2 separate regions of the Homo sapiens genome follow, and region 2 is linked to region 1. A link is an interaction called in ENCODE POLR2A ChIA-PET data of the cell type or tissue named here. Cell type or tissue: Caco-2. All regions are shown on one strand.

Evidence for each region. ChIA-PET counts read pairs that join two places held together with the same protein. Peaks named below come from ENCODE experiments on the same cell type or tissue, not always from the same donor. Only the 100,000 strongest peaks of a DNase experiment are listed, where the experiment ranks them.
Region 2: POLR2A ChIA-PET joins it to region 1 with 10 read pairs; 3 of 35 experiments call an interaction of 5 or more read pairs at or near these places.

What each region holds. Positions count from the first base shown.
Region 1 is chr5:149,973,436-149,981,435 of GRCh38, forward strand. It overlaps SLC26A2 (solute carrier family 26 member 2), which reads left to right. Exons shown (of 3, transcript NM_000112.4): 2 at 4,193-4,916; 3 at 6,858-8,000. The coding sequence starts at 4,218. Among named protein-coding and RNA genes, the nearest start is that of SLC26A2, 17 kb to the left of the region's middle. In Caco-2, no CTCF peak of the experiment used is centred here; no DNase peak of the experiment used is centred here.
Region 2 is chr5:149,758,522-149,766,521 of GRCh38, forward strand. The region is part of intron 1 of PPARGC1B (PPARG coactivator 1 beta); the gene reads left to right. Among named protein-coding and RNA genes, the nearest start is that of MIR378A, 30 kb to the left of the region's middle. RefSeq lists enhancers at 806-1,523, 4,961-5,831. In Caco-2, a CTCF peak has its summit at 7,592 (motif pointing left); DNase peaks (open chromatin) are centred at 2,227 and 4,039.

The sequences.
Region 1 (8,000 bases):
AAACTGTCTCTCTCTCTCTGTGTGTCTCTCTCTGTGTTTCTCTCTCTTTCCCCATCTCTTCTTCTCCTTCCCACTCCCTCTCTGTCTCTCTCCCTGTCTCCCCTCATCTCTCTCTCCCGTTCCCCCCACATATATATGGTGCTGGTCTGCTGGCCTTAAATCCTCTCAGTGTTTATCTGAGAAAGTTTTTATTTCTTTTTCATATTTTATTTTATTTAAGACAGAGTCTCTCCCTGTCACCCAGGCTAAAGTGCAGTGGTGTGATCATGGCTTATTGCAGCCTCAACCTCTTAGGCTCAAGCAGTCTCCCTACCTCAGCCTCCCAAGTAGCTGGGACCATAGGCACACACCACCATGCCTGGCCTCTTATCTTTTAAAATATTTTTTCTAGGTAAAGAATTCTATGTTAAAAGTTATATTTCTGGGGTCAGATGTGGTGGCTCACACCTGTAATCCTAGCACTTTGGGAGGCCAGGGTGGGAGGATCACTTGAGGCCAAGAGTTTGGGAACCAGCCTGGGGAGCTTAGTAGCAAGACCTTGTCTCTACAAAAAAAATTAAAAAATGAGCCAGGCTTGGTCGTGCACACCTGTAATCCTCACTACTCAGGAGGCTGAGGTGGGAGAATCACTTGAGCCCAGGAGTTCGAGGCCATGGTGAGCCATAATTGCATGTCACTGCACTTCAGCCTGGGCAACAGGGCAAGACCCTATTTCTATAAAAGATATATATTTCTTTGATACAAAGATACCACTCCATCATGTTCTGGCCTCCATGATTTCCAATAAGAAGTCTGCTATAATTCTTATTTTTGTTTCTGTATAAGTAATATATGTTTTTTCTTTGTCTTCAGGATTTTCTCTTTATCTTTTGTTTTCAGCAGCTTGAATATCATATGTGTAGGTGAGGGTTTTTGTTTTCTTTTTGTTTTTATATTTACTCTTCTTGGAATTCTCTAAGATTCTTGGAGATAGATTATATATTATATATATATGTATTTTTTTTTTGAGACAGAGTTTTGCTTTGTCACCATGCTGGAGTGCAGTGGCGCGATCTTGGCTCACTGCAGCCTCCGCCTCCCAGGTTCAAGCAATTCTCCTGCCTCAGCCTCCTGAGTAGCTGGGACTACAGGAGCGCACCACCATGCCCAGCTAATTTTTGTATTTTTTTAGAAGAGACGGGGTTTCACCATGTTGGCCAGGATGGTCTTGATCTCTTGACCTTGTGATCTGCCTGCCTTGGCCTCCGGAAGTGTTGGAATTACAGGTGTGAGCCACTGCACCCGGCCTTTTTTTTTTTTTTTTTTTTGAGAAGGAGTTTTCCTCTTGCTGTCCAGACAGGAGTGCAATGGCGTGATCTCGGCTCACTGCAACCTCCAGTTCCTGGGTTCCAGCGATTCTCCTGCCTCGGCCTCGCGAGTAGCTGGGATTACAGGCGTGTGCCACCATGCCTGACTAATTTTATATTTTTAGTAGAGACCCTGTTTCACCATGTTGGTCATGCTGGTCTTGAACTCCTGGCCTCAGGTTACTTGGATCTATATTTTGATGTCTCTTATTAATTTTGGAAATTTCTTGGCCATTATATCTTGAAATATTTCTTCTGCCCATTCTCTCTCTTCTTTTGGTATTCTAATTATGCATATGTTTGATACTTTGATGTGTCCCGCAGCTCTTGGATGTTATGTTACATTGTTGATATTGGGGGTTTTTTGTTTTGTTTCGTTATTTAAACTTTTCTGCGTTTTAGTTTAGCTAATTTCTGTTTATCTGTCTTTTTGAGTTCATCGATTCTTTCTTTGGCTTTCAGGTCTAGTAATGATCCTATCGAAGGCATTCATCATCTCTGTTACTGTGTTTTTCACTTTTAGCATTCCTTATTTGATTTTTTCTTACAGTTTCCATTTCTTTGTTTTACTTTCTATGTGAATTTTTATCTATATTCTTCCCAGATAGCAGCCATACTGGGCAAGATTTGGATTCCCTTAGTTTTTTCTTATGTCTCTTTTGCATATCTTAGGTTTGGAAAAACCTTTTCACCCAGAAATCACCAAGAGCTCTCCAAAATAGGACGTTGGTGCACTCAAGCTAGCTCTAGAAAGCAGGAAATGACAGGAGAGTCACAGACTGGTTGCATTGTAGAGCAAAGAGCTGCTGGGTGTATCCATCAACCTGATTGATTTTCTCAGGGTCAGTGGTCACCTAAGTCTATTCTTTCTTTCCTTATCTACTTCAGAAGACCATCAAAATATTTACTCATGTTAAACCTAAACAAAATGAATATGGGTTACTTTTACATATCTTGTGTTCTTGAATAAGTCATAGGTCCTGGATTTTGGCAGTTTGGTAACGTAAGGTTTATAGAACTTCACAAGGGCCCATTTTTCTGTCAGTTCCAAAACAAGAAACTTCCTGAGTCCTTCATCTAAAATATATTGTCTCGGCTGGGTGCAGTGGCTCGTGCCTGTTATCCCAGCACTTTGGGAGGCTGAGGCGGATGGATCACCTGAGGTTAGGACTTCGAGACCAGCCTGACCAATATGGTGAAACCCTGTCTCTACTAAAAATGCAAAAATTAGCCAGGCGTGGTGGCATGCACCTGTAATCCCAGCTACTCAGGAGGCTGAGATAAGAGAATTGCTTGAACCCAGGAGGTGGAGGTTGTAGTGAGCTGAGATTGCACCACTGCACTCCAGCCTGGGCGACAGAGTGAAACTCTGTCTCAAAAAAAAAAAAAAAAATGTCTCTATCTGGCCACAGTCACAAATGTTTGTTCATTTGTTCATTCATTCATTCAAATGTTTTGTAAGCCTGCTATCTCAGCGTTACTACATTCCATTCAGATTACACTGATGAACAAGATGTCTTTCCTCCAGGAGCTAGAGAGATTCCTACTTCACTAATACAAGAGTGTGGTTAGTACTCTAATGGAGGTGCAACATGCTATGGGACACAGAGGGTGTAGTATTTCATTTGGGCTAGGGGAGATTGGTTAGTGCTTTCTGGAAAAGGTAGCATTGTAACTGGGTTTTAAAAAATTATTAGGATCTTGACAGGCAAAGAGGTGGATGGCCATTCTAAGCTAAGTAAACAGCTTATGTAAAGGCACTAATTCATGAAGCATTTGGTAAACAATTTATGTTCTATTCCTTTGAGAGCCTGGTTCATTTTCTTCTCTTACTCCGGTTATTAGACTTACTATTTGTTGTTGTCCTTTCTCTTTTTCTGGCTATTTTTACCTCCTTTGTTTTCCTATAGTTCCTCATGGTAGATCTTATGGCATTAGTTTTATAGTCTAGGACACAGAGATGAAGGATCACCTGTATTGCCTCCAAGTGGAAGTGCAGGGCAACATTATTTCTCTATTTAACCTGTGTTTCAGTGTGTGTACTTAGAATAGTAAAGTGAATCTTGCATGAATGTAGGCCCTGCCCACAGGGCAGATGACTCCATACTAGAACATAGTGGAATAGACAAAAACCTTCTACAGCATGTATGAGACACTTGGCCCATCGACCCTCTTCATGCCCTTTACATTCAGCACCCTCATATTGACTTCTCTCTCCTCTTTCCTACCAAGCAAGGGAGTACTGTTCAAAGACGCAAATGCATTCTGCCCTAGTTTCTTTTTATTGCTAAAAACATTTATCTTTACCCTACAACCTACTTTTCTATTTATTTTCAACATTTAGCAGGTTGTTTAAAAAGGGACCAAAAAATAAAACAGGACCATCTTCCTTGTTTCAGGGACTGGTAGGCAGGCATTAAGGTTAAGGTAGGGGTTAAGACCAGATCCTATTTTGCAGTCTGCCTGGGAGGTGAAAAACCTGGGAAGAAGACCGCTGGTAGCATATGTATGGAAAGGAGACAGGCTGCCCTTACATCTTTTCAGGAGGAAAAACTGCCAGGGGGAGCCAGGCATATATGGAGAAGAATCCTTAATGGTTTATACTCTTGGGAAGTCCTGTACCCAGCCAGTTATTTGCTTTGACTTGGCTGTTTAAGGTCTGGTTCTGGTCTTTTTTTTTCCCCCTAACCAAGACAAATGAGGCTCAATTAAGGAAAAGGGACATAAGATACCTATTCCAAAACTGAATTCCTTTTAACTCTCATGAAATGACAAATAGAATTGTTAGTATATGTGAGCACTGAGAATTACTTTATTGATGAACACTGGTATTTTCTCTGGTGTAGGAAGCTGAACCATCTATCTCCAGAAATGTCTTCAGAAAGTAAAGAGCAACATAACGTTTCACCCAGAGACTCAGCTGAAGGAAATGACAGTTATCCATCTGGGATCCATCTGGAACTTCAAAGGGAATCAAGTACTGACTTCAAGCAATTTGAGACCAATGATCAATGCAGACCTTATCATAGGATCCTTATTGAGCGTCAAGAGAAATCAGATACAAACTTCAAGGAGTTTGTTATTAAAAAGCTGCAGAAGAATTGCCAGTGCAGTCCAGCCAAAGCCAAAAATATGATTTTAGGTTTCCTTCCTGTTTTGCAGTGGCTCCCAAAATACGACCTAAAGAAAAACATTTTAGGGGATGTGATGTCAGGCTTGATTGTGGGCATATTATTGGTGCCCCAGTCCATTGCTTATTCCCTGCTGGCTGGCCAAGAACCTGTCTATGGTCTGTACACATCTTTTTTTGCCAGCATCATTTATTTTCTCTTGGGTACCTCCCGTCACATCTCTGTGGGCATTTTTGGAGTACTGTGCCTTATGATTGGTGAGACAGTTGACCGAGAACTACAGAAAGCTGGCTATGACAATGCCCATAGTGCTCCTTCCTTAGGAATGGTTTCAAATGGGAGCACATTATTAAATCATACATCAGACAGGATATGTGACAAAAGTTGCTATGCAATTATGGTTGGCAGCACTGTAACCTTTATAGCTGGAGTTTATCAGGTAAGCAGCAATGAAACAATTGGTTATTTCTAGAAAAGTAATCTAGTACATGAAATCTCATATCTCTAAGGGATCTGAGGAATCACAATAATTAAAGGTATCATTTATTGAGAGTTCAGGATATATGAAGGGTAGAGGCAAAATTCAAACCCTAACCTGACTCCACAGGTAATATAAGGCTGGTTCACTGGACCTCCACCACCCAGTACAACTCCTTAATTTTACATGTCAGAAAATCTTGGCTTTGCTTGAGATTATTTGTGGCTGGTTATTGGCAGAGTCAGCATTAGCAGTTAGGCAAGTGGGTAACAGAATGGAGTTGAGAGTGCAGGAGTTTCTCACTTTTTTTTTTTTTCTGGAGACAGGGTCTCACTCTGTCACGCTGGAGTGCAGTGGCACTATCTTAGTTCACTGCAACGTCCGCCTCCCTGGCTCAAGCAGTCCTCCTACCTCAACCTCCTGAGTAGCTAGGACTACAGGCACATGCTACCACACCTGGCTAATTTTATTTTATTTTATTTTATTTTATTTTTTATTTTTATTTTTTGTAGAGACAGGGTTTTGCCACGTTGCCCAGGCTGGTTTCAAACTCCTGAGCTCAAGCAATCCTCCCGTCTTGGCCTCCCAAAGTGCTGGGATTATAGCCATGAGCCACCACACCCAGCCTCAAATTCTAAATGTCTCTTACCTTCCATTAAAATTGCTGATCTATTGAGCAACTCTTACTAAAGGTAGTGGTTGTCTTGGATTGTTGGGGAGGGAGGGAAAAAGTTGGGGACCACAGTTTCATATTATCAGCCAGGAGAAAGGATAAGAAATCAAATTCTTGAGTCTCCCATAGAATCCACTAATCTGTCATTATCATCATGCCCCTGGCTTTTGGCATCCAGGAGTCAGTGCCAGGATTAAACCTTCTCTAATGCAGGCATTTCAAACCAACAAGGGAAGGGGAAGAGTAGCTCACTTTAGTTGGTGCTCAGATGAGTGGGGAGGGAGAGTGAAGATGGTGTGAAGATGAGCTGTCTACTCATATATAATGGTAAATAATAAGTCTACTTACTTATTTATTATTTATTCATTTATTTATAAAGAGACAGGGTCTCTCTATGACCAAACTCCTGGGCTCAAGTGATCCTCCCAATATTGCCTCCCCAAATGCTGGGATTACAGGCATGAGCCATCACGCCCAACCAACTTTTGCCTTTTTGTTAGTATGTCCCACCAAGAAGGAAGAAGGCATAACAATTCTGAAAACTTATTAGACAGAGGAAAATATAAAGAAGTAAAAATGCAGAATTTTTATTAATATGGGAGACAGTGTGGCATAAGTACATATATACTGCATGAGAATGGTTTCTTAGTATGAGGTTAAAGATAATCTACAATAATTTTTAAAGTGTGATTCTACTTTGATGTAAATCTAATTTTTTGTTTTACCAATTAAAACTTCACTTGTACACTTGCTCTTAGCCAAGAGGCTGAGAAGCCGTAAGACTTCACTTTTACAGTAGTGATTTGTAATTTAAGGAAAATACTTGGTTTCTTAACTAGAATAATTTTTTCCAATTTGAAGTTTTCTTGTGGATCCTTGAGAATGTTTTTCTTTTAAAAGAGGTCTGTTCTTTGTGATGGGAAGAATGAAAAAAAAAAGAGGTATGAACCTTATTCAAGTTTAAGAAACGTATGAAAAGAAAGAAATCCAAAGTTCCTGTCTCACCTGGGTTAATAAGTAACAGTGTGACCTTGGGCAAGTTGCTTAGCCCTTTAAACATAATTTTCATCTTTGTAAAATGAGAAGATTGATATATGATTGTGTTTATTCTAGCTCTGACATTCTGTGATGCTCTGATGATATGTCTCCATGCAAGAAATGTCAGGATAATATAAAATTTAGAAGTTCTTTTCCATTTATATTTAACACTTCTATATCCTTCCTTCCAGGTAGCGATGGGCTTCTTTCAAGTGGGTTTTGTTTCTGTCTACCTCTCAGATGCCTTGCTGAGTGGATTTGTCACTGGTGCCTCCTTCACTATTCTTACATCTCAGGCCAAGTATCTTCTTGGGCTCAACCTTCCTCGGACTAATGGTGTGGGCTCACTCATCACTACCTGGATACATGTCTTCAGAAACATCCATAAGACCAATCTCTGTGATCTTATCACCAGCCTTTTGTGCCTTTTGGTTCTTTTGCCAACCAAAGAACTCAATGAACACTTCAAATCCAAGCTTAAGGCACCGATTCCTATTGAACTTGTTGTTGTTGTAGCAGCCACATTAGCCTCTCATTTTGGAAAACTACATGAAAATTATAATTCTAGTATTGCTGGACATATTCCCACTGGGTTTATGCCACCCAAAGTACCAGAATGGAACCTAATTCCTAGTGTGGCTGTAGATGCAATAGCTATTTCCATCATTGGTTTTGCTATCACTGTATCACTTTCTGAGATGTTTGCCAAGAAACATGGTTACACAGTCAAAGCAAACCAGGAAATGTATGCCATTGGCTTTTGTAATATCATCCCTTCCTTCTTCCACTGTTTTACTACTAGTGCAGCTCTTGCAAAGACATTGGTTAAAGAATCAACAGGCTGCCATACTCAGCTTTCTGGTGTGGTAACAGCCCTGGTTCTTTTGTTGGTCCTCCTAGTAATAGCTCCTTTGTTCTATTCCCTTCAAAAAAGTGTCCTTGGTGTGATCACAATTGTAAATCTACGGGGAGCCCTTCGTAAATTTAGGGATCTTCCCAAAATGTGGAGTATTAGTAGAATGGATACAGTTATCTGGTTTGTTACTATGCTGTCCTCTGCACTGCTAAGTACTGAAATAGGCCTACTTGTTGGGGTTTGTTTTTCTATATTTTGTGTCATCCTCCGCACTCAGAAGCCAAAGAGTTCACTGCTTGGCTTGGTGGAAGAGTCTGAGGTCTTTGAATCTGTGTCTGCTTACAAGAACCTTCAGATTAAGCCAGGCATCAAGATTTTCCGCTTTGTAGCCCCTCTCTACTACATAAACAAAGAATGCTTTAAATCTGCTTTATACAAACAAACTGTCAACCCAATCTTAATAAAGGTGGCTTGGAAG
Region 2 (8,000 bases), 210 kb before region 1:
CCTCAGTGAACAAGTACAGGACCTGGTTGGGTGATCAGAATCCACATGGAATCTCCTGTGTCATCATGTGCCCCAGCAGGTGCCATCTTTTGGGAACAGGGTGTGGACAGGTACAACACATGCCCCCAGGAACTCATCACCACGGGGATTCCAAGAGGGCTGAGGCCAGCCCTGCCTGTGGTCTTCAGCCTTCTTTCCAGGCTCCATGGTGTCTTGTATCTCTACTGGGGGTTGTATTCTTTTTGTTTGTTTCTTGTTTTTAATTCAACAAACATTTAATAATTGTAAAATTTTAATATTTTGCTTCTAGTTGTAAAGAAGATATAATTAAAGACTTGGCCATTAGTTTCATACATTCCCAATAACGGTGGTTCATATAATCATATCTTTTCCTGCTTTGTTTTTTAACTATAAAATGAAAGGCTAGTTTTAGAATTTTATTACAAAAGAATTAAATCTTTGTTGAAGAAAATTAAAGAACTGCAGATATACCCTTTCAAAGGAAATAAAAACCACCCATAATTATTTAAAAGTGACTATTATTTCTTTTTTCACATATTTATTTTTCCTTTAAAAAAGTCAGATCATATTGTCTTTATGACTTTTTCATTTAGCATTATATTGAAGAATCTATCTTTATTAAGGCCTTATAGATCTTCATTAAGGTTTAAAGAAGGTTTTTTCCATGGCCTTAAATTGGTTCACCTCCTCATTTGATGACAGTAGGATTCCTCATGGATGTAGCTTGAGATTCTGTTTTGTGGTTTGCACTTCTCTCTTCTTGAGAGCCAGTTATGTTTTACTCATGACCTCAGGCAAGTAATTGACTTGTTTGCCTCTTTATTTATTTGTACAGGAGGAAAATAACTGCACTTCTCTTGGAGTGGATGGGAGGGGTGAACAAGCAGAGGGGCCTAGTACTGGTGAAAGCTGTAGCAACAGTGGCCACCGTGGAGCAGGAGGGGCAGGAGAGGTACTACCATTTCCCATTTGGTACCCAGAAGCCAGACACTGAGGGTTAAGTTACCTGTCTTCAGCAGCTGTTGACCCAAGTTGGACTTGGGCAGCATACAAATGAGAGTTAGCCTGAGCCCTGGGCTGGGGTGGGTTGGTTCATTGCAAAGATGGAGCTCCTCCGGCTCCTTCCCTCATCCTCACAAACCAGAGGAAGTGTATTTGGTTGAAAATGACCCACATCCTTCACCAGGCATGCTGCCAGCAGCAGCATGGGGCAGCTGCAAGGCTGCTGCTTGGGAGTTGGTGAATGGCCTGGCTGCCAAGAGCCCCCTGGGCCAGGGGCCACCCACACCCACCCTGGATATTGAGGCTCAGAGAGGCAGTGCTATTTGCCTAAGTCAGGCAGCTTGTTAGTGGCAGAGCTGGGATTTGAACCCAAGGCTTTTCCACTGCATCTTCCATGTTAGACTCATTCACCCTGTGAGTTGGAACACCCATTATGTGCAAGGAGCTCCAGCGCTCCCACAGGGTGCTCCAGACATGAAGAAGCTATGGTCCTTGCTGAAATGGCACACACATAATACAGGAGATGCTGCAAGAGCCAAGGATGCCCTAGGGACACTTATCTGGTTCATTCCTTACGCATACACTGTGCCAGGCTGTGTACTCAGCACCATGGACACGAATGTGAACAAGCAGACCACAGAGGGCCAGCAGACAGCAAACTGCCAGCAGATTGAGGGGCAGAGAGCACTGTGGACAGCAGAGGGCTCTGGGCAGCAGTTCCTGGGAAGAATTGTTGTGGTGGGACTTAAGGTTGGGCTATCCCAGCCGCAGTGCTCCTGAAACCAGGGGCACAGTCTTGGCATTGAATGGTAGCTATGGGAAGGGCTTTTGACCAACTCACCTGGATCTGAGGATTCTGCTACTTAACATGCTGTGTGACCTTGGGCACATGGCTTGGCTTTTCTGAGCTTTTTCCTTGTTTAAAGAGGATACTATTATCTGCCTCACAGAGTGGGTGTGAGAATTAAATGAGAATAAAGGGACTTGAATGTATCTCCAGCAGCCATGTGATTATTGTCATCAGGGGGTGGCAGCAAGTGTAGAGAAGGCAGGGACACGTTTGGGGTTGACATTGCACATTATAGAGTGAAACATAAGTGGAGCCCAAATGCTATGCTTATGTGACACACATTGTCCTAGTAATGATCTCATGCACCTGCTGCACAAATAAGAAAGGAATTGTAGCCTGCTGCGCATGGCTGCCCCTTGAGAGAGGAGGAGAGGAGTTATTTCTGGAATTTGCCCCAAGGTATAGCAGGTCCCTTTTGACTTGGTCCCACAGTGTACACCCAGTCCTGTTGGGCATTTAAGGAGAGCTTGCTCATCTTGAAGAAAAGTCTCCTAATGCCCAGAACTGGGGGATGGGGATTAATGGGGAGATTTCTGGAACCTAGGCATATTTCCTGCTGCTCTAGTTATTAAAGCAGCGCAGGGCATCTGGGCGGATTTGTTCAGTGATGCTGGCAGGCATCCGGCCCCTTCCCACACTCCATAGTGCAGACTGCTTGGGGTCTAATCCTGCTGCGGTGGCTTTTTTTCTTTTCTTTTTCCAGCTTTATTGAGGTAAACTTGACAAATAAAAACTGTGTTATTTAACGTACATAATGTGATGATTTGATGTATGTATATACTGTGAAAAGATGACCACAATCAAGCTAATTAACATATCCAACACCTCACACAGTTATCTTTGTGTGTGTGTGCTTGTGTGTATGTGTCTGTGTGTGTGGTGAGAACGTTTAAGATCTACTCTCTTAGTCAATTTCAAGTATACAATATAGTGTTTAGTCACATCGCTGTAGTGTAGATCTCCAGGATTTATTCATCCTGCATGACTGAAACTTTGTACTATCTGACAAACACCTCCCCATTTCCTCTGTCCTTCAGCCCCTGGTCACCAGCATTCTACCTTGTGCTTTTCCCACTTCTGGGTATGTATCCAAAGGAAATGAAATCAAGATCTCAGAGAGATCTGCACTCTCACGTTCATTGCAGCATTATTTACAACAGCCAAGATATGGAAACAACCTAAGTGTTTGTTGACAGATGAATGGATAAAGAAAATGTGGTATGTACATATAACAGAATATTATGCAACCTTAAGAAAGGAAGGGAATTCTGTCATTTGTGTAGCATGGATGAACCTGGAGGACATTATGCCAAGTGAAATGAGCCAGATGCAGAAAGACAAATGCTGCGTGATGTTACTCTTGTAGAATGTAGAAAAGACTGTGACTTATTAACTTGACAGGCAATAGGTCCTGCTCTTGTCAGCCTCCTCATCCATAGCAGGGGAGCACTGTGTTATCCCGTGGACATGTGGATAACAGTAGTGCCAACCTGATTGTGGTACTGTGAGGGTAAAATAATATATGTTTAAAGAGCCTGACAGAGTGCCTGTCACCATGAGCGCTCAAGTTTTTGCTCTTGGGATTTGGATATCTGCCTATCCTTTGCTGTTCCCTCCTCAGGGAAACTGTCATCCTCTTCTCTGGCCAGACCCTGGTTCTTCTTGGGTTCTCCTGGGGACCTGTGTGAGATGATGGGATAAGTGCAAGGGCAGTGACAAGCAGGGAGGCAGGTGGGTGACTTGGGTCAGGAATCCCATGGGTTTTTTTTTTTTTTTTTGAGATGGAGTCTGTCTCCTGGGCAGGAGTGCAGGGGTGCAATCTCGGCTCACTGCAACCTCTGCCTCCTAGGCTTAAGCGCTCCTCCTGCCTCAGCCTCCCAAGTAGCTGGGATTACAGGCGCCACCATGCCCGGCTAAGTTTTTTGTATTTTTAGTAGAAATGAGGTTTTACCATGTAGCCCAGGCTGGTATCAAACTCCTGACCTCAAGTGATCCTCCCCACCTTGGACTCCCAAAGTGCTGGGATTACAGGCATGAACCACTGTGCCAGGCCCTGCAGATCTTTTCCTGTCTGCCTGCAGAGCCCTCAGGTACCTCTCTGCTGATTCCGGCAGCCTGACCCACCCATGGGGCCTCTCAGTGAATCTATCTTGTCCTGAGGGAGAATTCCAAGGCTCTCAGTCCCTCATGGAAGGGATTTTAGAGGGTGTGTTATCCAAATAGCCTCCCAGGCAGGGCTTGGGCTGTTTCTGCCTAATGCTTGTATGTGTGGAAGGCAAGGTGCTCACTGTTCTGGAGGCAGCCTATTTCATTTGGGGACAGCCTTGGCAACTTGGGTTTTGAGCTGAATCTCACTTTTATCCTCTAGTTCTCCCTCATGGCGCCAAGGTTCTCCCCCACCCCTTTTTTTAGAGATGGGTCTCGCTCTGTTGCCCAGTCTGGAGTGCAATGGTGTGATCAGGGCTCACTGCAGCCTCAACTTCCTGGGCTCAAGTGATTCTCCCACCTCAGCCTCCCAAGCAGCTGAAACTATAGGTGTGCACCATTACACCCAGCACATTTTTAATTTTTTTGTAGAGATGGGGGTCTCACCATGTTGCCCAGACTGTTCTCTAACTCCTGGGCTCCAGCAATCCTGCCTCAGCATCCCAAAGTATTAGCATTACGGGCATGAGCCACTGTGCCTGGCTCACCAAGGCCCTTGAGCACCTTCAGGTCCCTTGAGAGAGGTGACCTGCCATCCCCTGCAACTTCCCTCCCCACTCTGGCCCTGCAGCCTCGCTTGCTCCCTCCGGCCTTTGGCCCTGGTCCTGCAGGTCTCATTCTGGATTCCTCAGGGGAGCTTCATCGTGGCCCCAGGTTCTTGGGTGACTCTTGAGCCCTCTTAAAGTTGCAGCCAACCTTGGATCTTAAGTGGAATGAAAGATGTTAAACGCTTGGTGTGTTTTTCTTTTCTTGTCATCAGGGGCTGTTGGTCATGAAGAGTGGAGTTCAGGGGCAGGGGGAGGTGTTTGGAGTCTCTCATTGAGGCCTCTGTGAGCTCTGTCCTGGCTGTGGCTGAGTGGAATGTGTAGGTCCTGAGGGTTCAGAGCATGACAGCTAGAAGGGCCTTCAGAGGCCATTCACTCCTGGTTTTTTTTTTTTTTTTTTTTTTTTGCAGAGGTCTCACTCTGTCACCCAGGCTGCAGTGCAGTGGTGTGATCACAGCTCACTGCAACCTCTGCCTCCCGGGCTCAAGTAATTCTCCCATCTTAGCCTCCTGAGTAGCTGGGACTATAGGTGCGTGCCACTGCACTTGACTAATTTTTAAATTTTTCATTGAGATAAGGTCTCACTATGTTGCTTAGGCTGGTCTCAAACTCCTGGGCTCAAGTCATTTCTCTGCCTTTTTTTCTTTTTTTTTTCATTTTTGAGACGGAGTCTCTGTCGCTCGGGCTGGAGTGCAGGGGTGCAATCTTGGCTGACCGCCACCTCTGCCTCCTGGGCTAAAGGGATCCTCCCACCTCAGCCTTCCAAGTAGCTGGGATTACAGGCGCAGCACTTCCAAAGTGCTGGGATTACAGGTGTGAGCCACTGGGCCCAGCCACTCCTGGGGCTTTTCCCCTTTATTGGTCATAGCCCCATCAGAGACTCTAAAGAGTATGGACTCTCTTAATGTAAGAATGTCAAAACATAAAAAAGTTCGCATGTGATTTCATAGACTCTCTAAAAGCCATGCACAAGCCCAGAGTAAGAACTTCTATTTGAGTCCTTCTGCATTCTTTATATAGATAGAGAAACTGAGGTCCAGAGAGGCACCCACACACCTCACAGTCATTGATAGGAGGGCAGAGGGGGCCTGGATTGGCTCAGCCAGAGGCAGGGCTGGGCCATGTGTGGATGGGAGCAGGATTAGCAGTGGGGAGATGAGCAGGGAAGAGGACCAGAGGGACCTCAGCCCGGCGAGCAGTGGCCTCCAGCCCTGCACTGGAGGCTGGGCCCAAACATGAGGCTGAAGTAGGATGCGGAGAGTTGGTTAGAGATGTGGAAACTGTGCTTAGTGGTTCAAGAGAAAGTCTGGGATAGGGAGGACGTGATCTTTGGCCAGTGAAGGTGCCAGACCCAAGTAGAACAGGTGTTGGATTGGAAAGACTGCATAGACACAGACATACTGTTTTAGAATTTTACAGAGGAGGAAACTGAGTCCCAGCAAGTGGCAGGCAGCTGGGATAAGGTCAGTGCAGGTGGGTGAGTTAACTCGGAGTCTTTTGGGGTGGCAAGTGATTCACATTATTTCATTTTAATAACTTATTTAAATGCACATTTGAGAAAATATAGCTGGTACACATAATTTATTGCTAAGGATAAGTCTAAGAGGAAAAAATAAGTAGATTTAAAGACAGATATTAAGTAAACAGTAGTGGGGGTATAAAGATATGGTAACTATAGGAAGTTGGCATGAAAACCATACTGTTTAAGACCTGGCTGGATGAATGACTGACAAATTTGATCTAGACTGATCTCTGAGCCTCCAAGCATGGACTCCTCTTAGGAGAGAGTAGTACCCAAACACACATGTCCTCTACCAACTCCCTGGGGTGGGCTTCTTCTCAAGAATAGTGCAGAGAAAGAGGGAGGGACCCTGTGAAACAGTTAAGTTAGGAGAGGGTAGTACCCAAACACACATGTCCTTTACCAACTCCCTGGGGTGGGCTTCTTCTCAAGAATAGTGCAGAGAAAGAGGGAGGGACCCTGTGAAACAGTTAAGTTAGGAGAGGCGTCCTCCTGCCGTGTGACTTGGGTCAGCTTGTTAAAGGAGGCGAGAAGGCAGGGGAGGGAATATGCCTGGGCATGTAAGGCTCATCGGGACCTCGGTTACCATTTCACCTGTGCAAATTTTCAGGACTGAGTCTTTTCTCTATACTGCCCCACGAGGGGACTGACATTACTTAAGGCCTCTCTCCAGGACCCCGAGCTCAGGCCTAGCCCGATGGAGCAGAACCATCTCTGGAGCAGAACCACCCCTGACCAGAAGTCCAAAGATGTGAGACTGGGGTCAAATCTAGGTTTACTCCTAGTCGAGAAAATGGGAAGGACAATGTCATATCTCCTCTGGTCTGTGAGGTCGATGGCTGTAAAAGTTGCCCAGTGGTGAACTCAGTTAGGTCTTATCTGTTGCAGATTATGTCACTCCACCCCTCTGAGACTTCAGTTCCTTATTTCTAAACATCGACCAGCACTTTGGGAGGCCGAGGCGGGCGGATCACAAGGTCAGGAGATCAAGACCATCCTGGCCAACACGGGGAAACTCCGTGTGTACTAAAAAAAATACAAAAAATTAGCCAGGCGTGGTGGCGGGTGCCTGTAGTCCCAGCTACTCGGGAGGCTGAGGCAGGAGAATGGCGTGAACCCGGGAGGTGGAGCTTGCAGTGAGCTGAGATCGCGCCATTGCACTTCAGCCTGGGTGACAGAGTGAGACTCCGTCTCAAAAAAAAAAAAAAAAAAAAAATGGAGATAATAAAGCCCCAATCTGTGAGATTGTTTTAGGATTAAATTAGATAGTGTATTTAAAGTACTTGACAATACCTGGCACATAGTAATTGCCCAGTTTATTTAAGGCTGTTATTTTAATAAGGAGTTTTAAAAAAAATGAATACATATAGAAATGTTGTGATTACTAATCTGTGAACCAGTAGCAAAGCTATCACCTCTGAACCCTCAGGCAAAGCTTGGACCTTACAAATGATGTTGCCACCTTGTGGCAGCCTACTCAAATTGCAGGTTTAGTGTTTTTATTTTAAGTCTTGTTTTTAAATTTATGATTATGATTATGATAAGAAATCAGAAAATCTAAAGTTATGTGGTTTAGGCAACAAGGTAACCAGGAAGAACAGGCTAAAATAAAATATCTTTACTGGATTAAAAACAGAGTACCAGACCTAGCAGAGCCTTAATAATCAGTTAATCTATATATTTAAAGGTATCGCTTATTAAGGTCTTTTTCTAGGGCAGACAGCTTGACTAGCACTTTGCATCTATCCTTTGTAGTCCATCCTACTTAGCAAGATCAATATTATTAGTGTCATGTATTTCAAAAAGGGAAACTGAGGCTCAGAAGTAACTGAGTAACTTGCCTGATAACACAGAG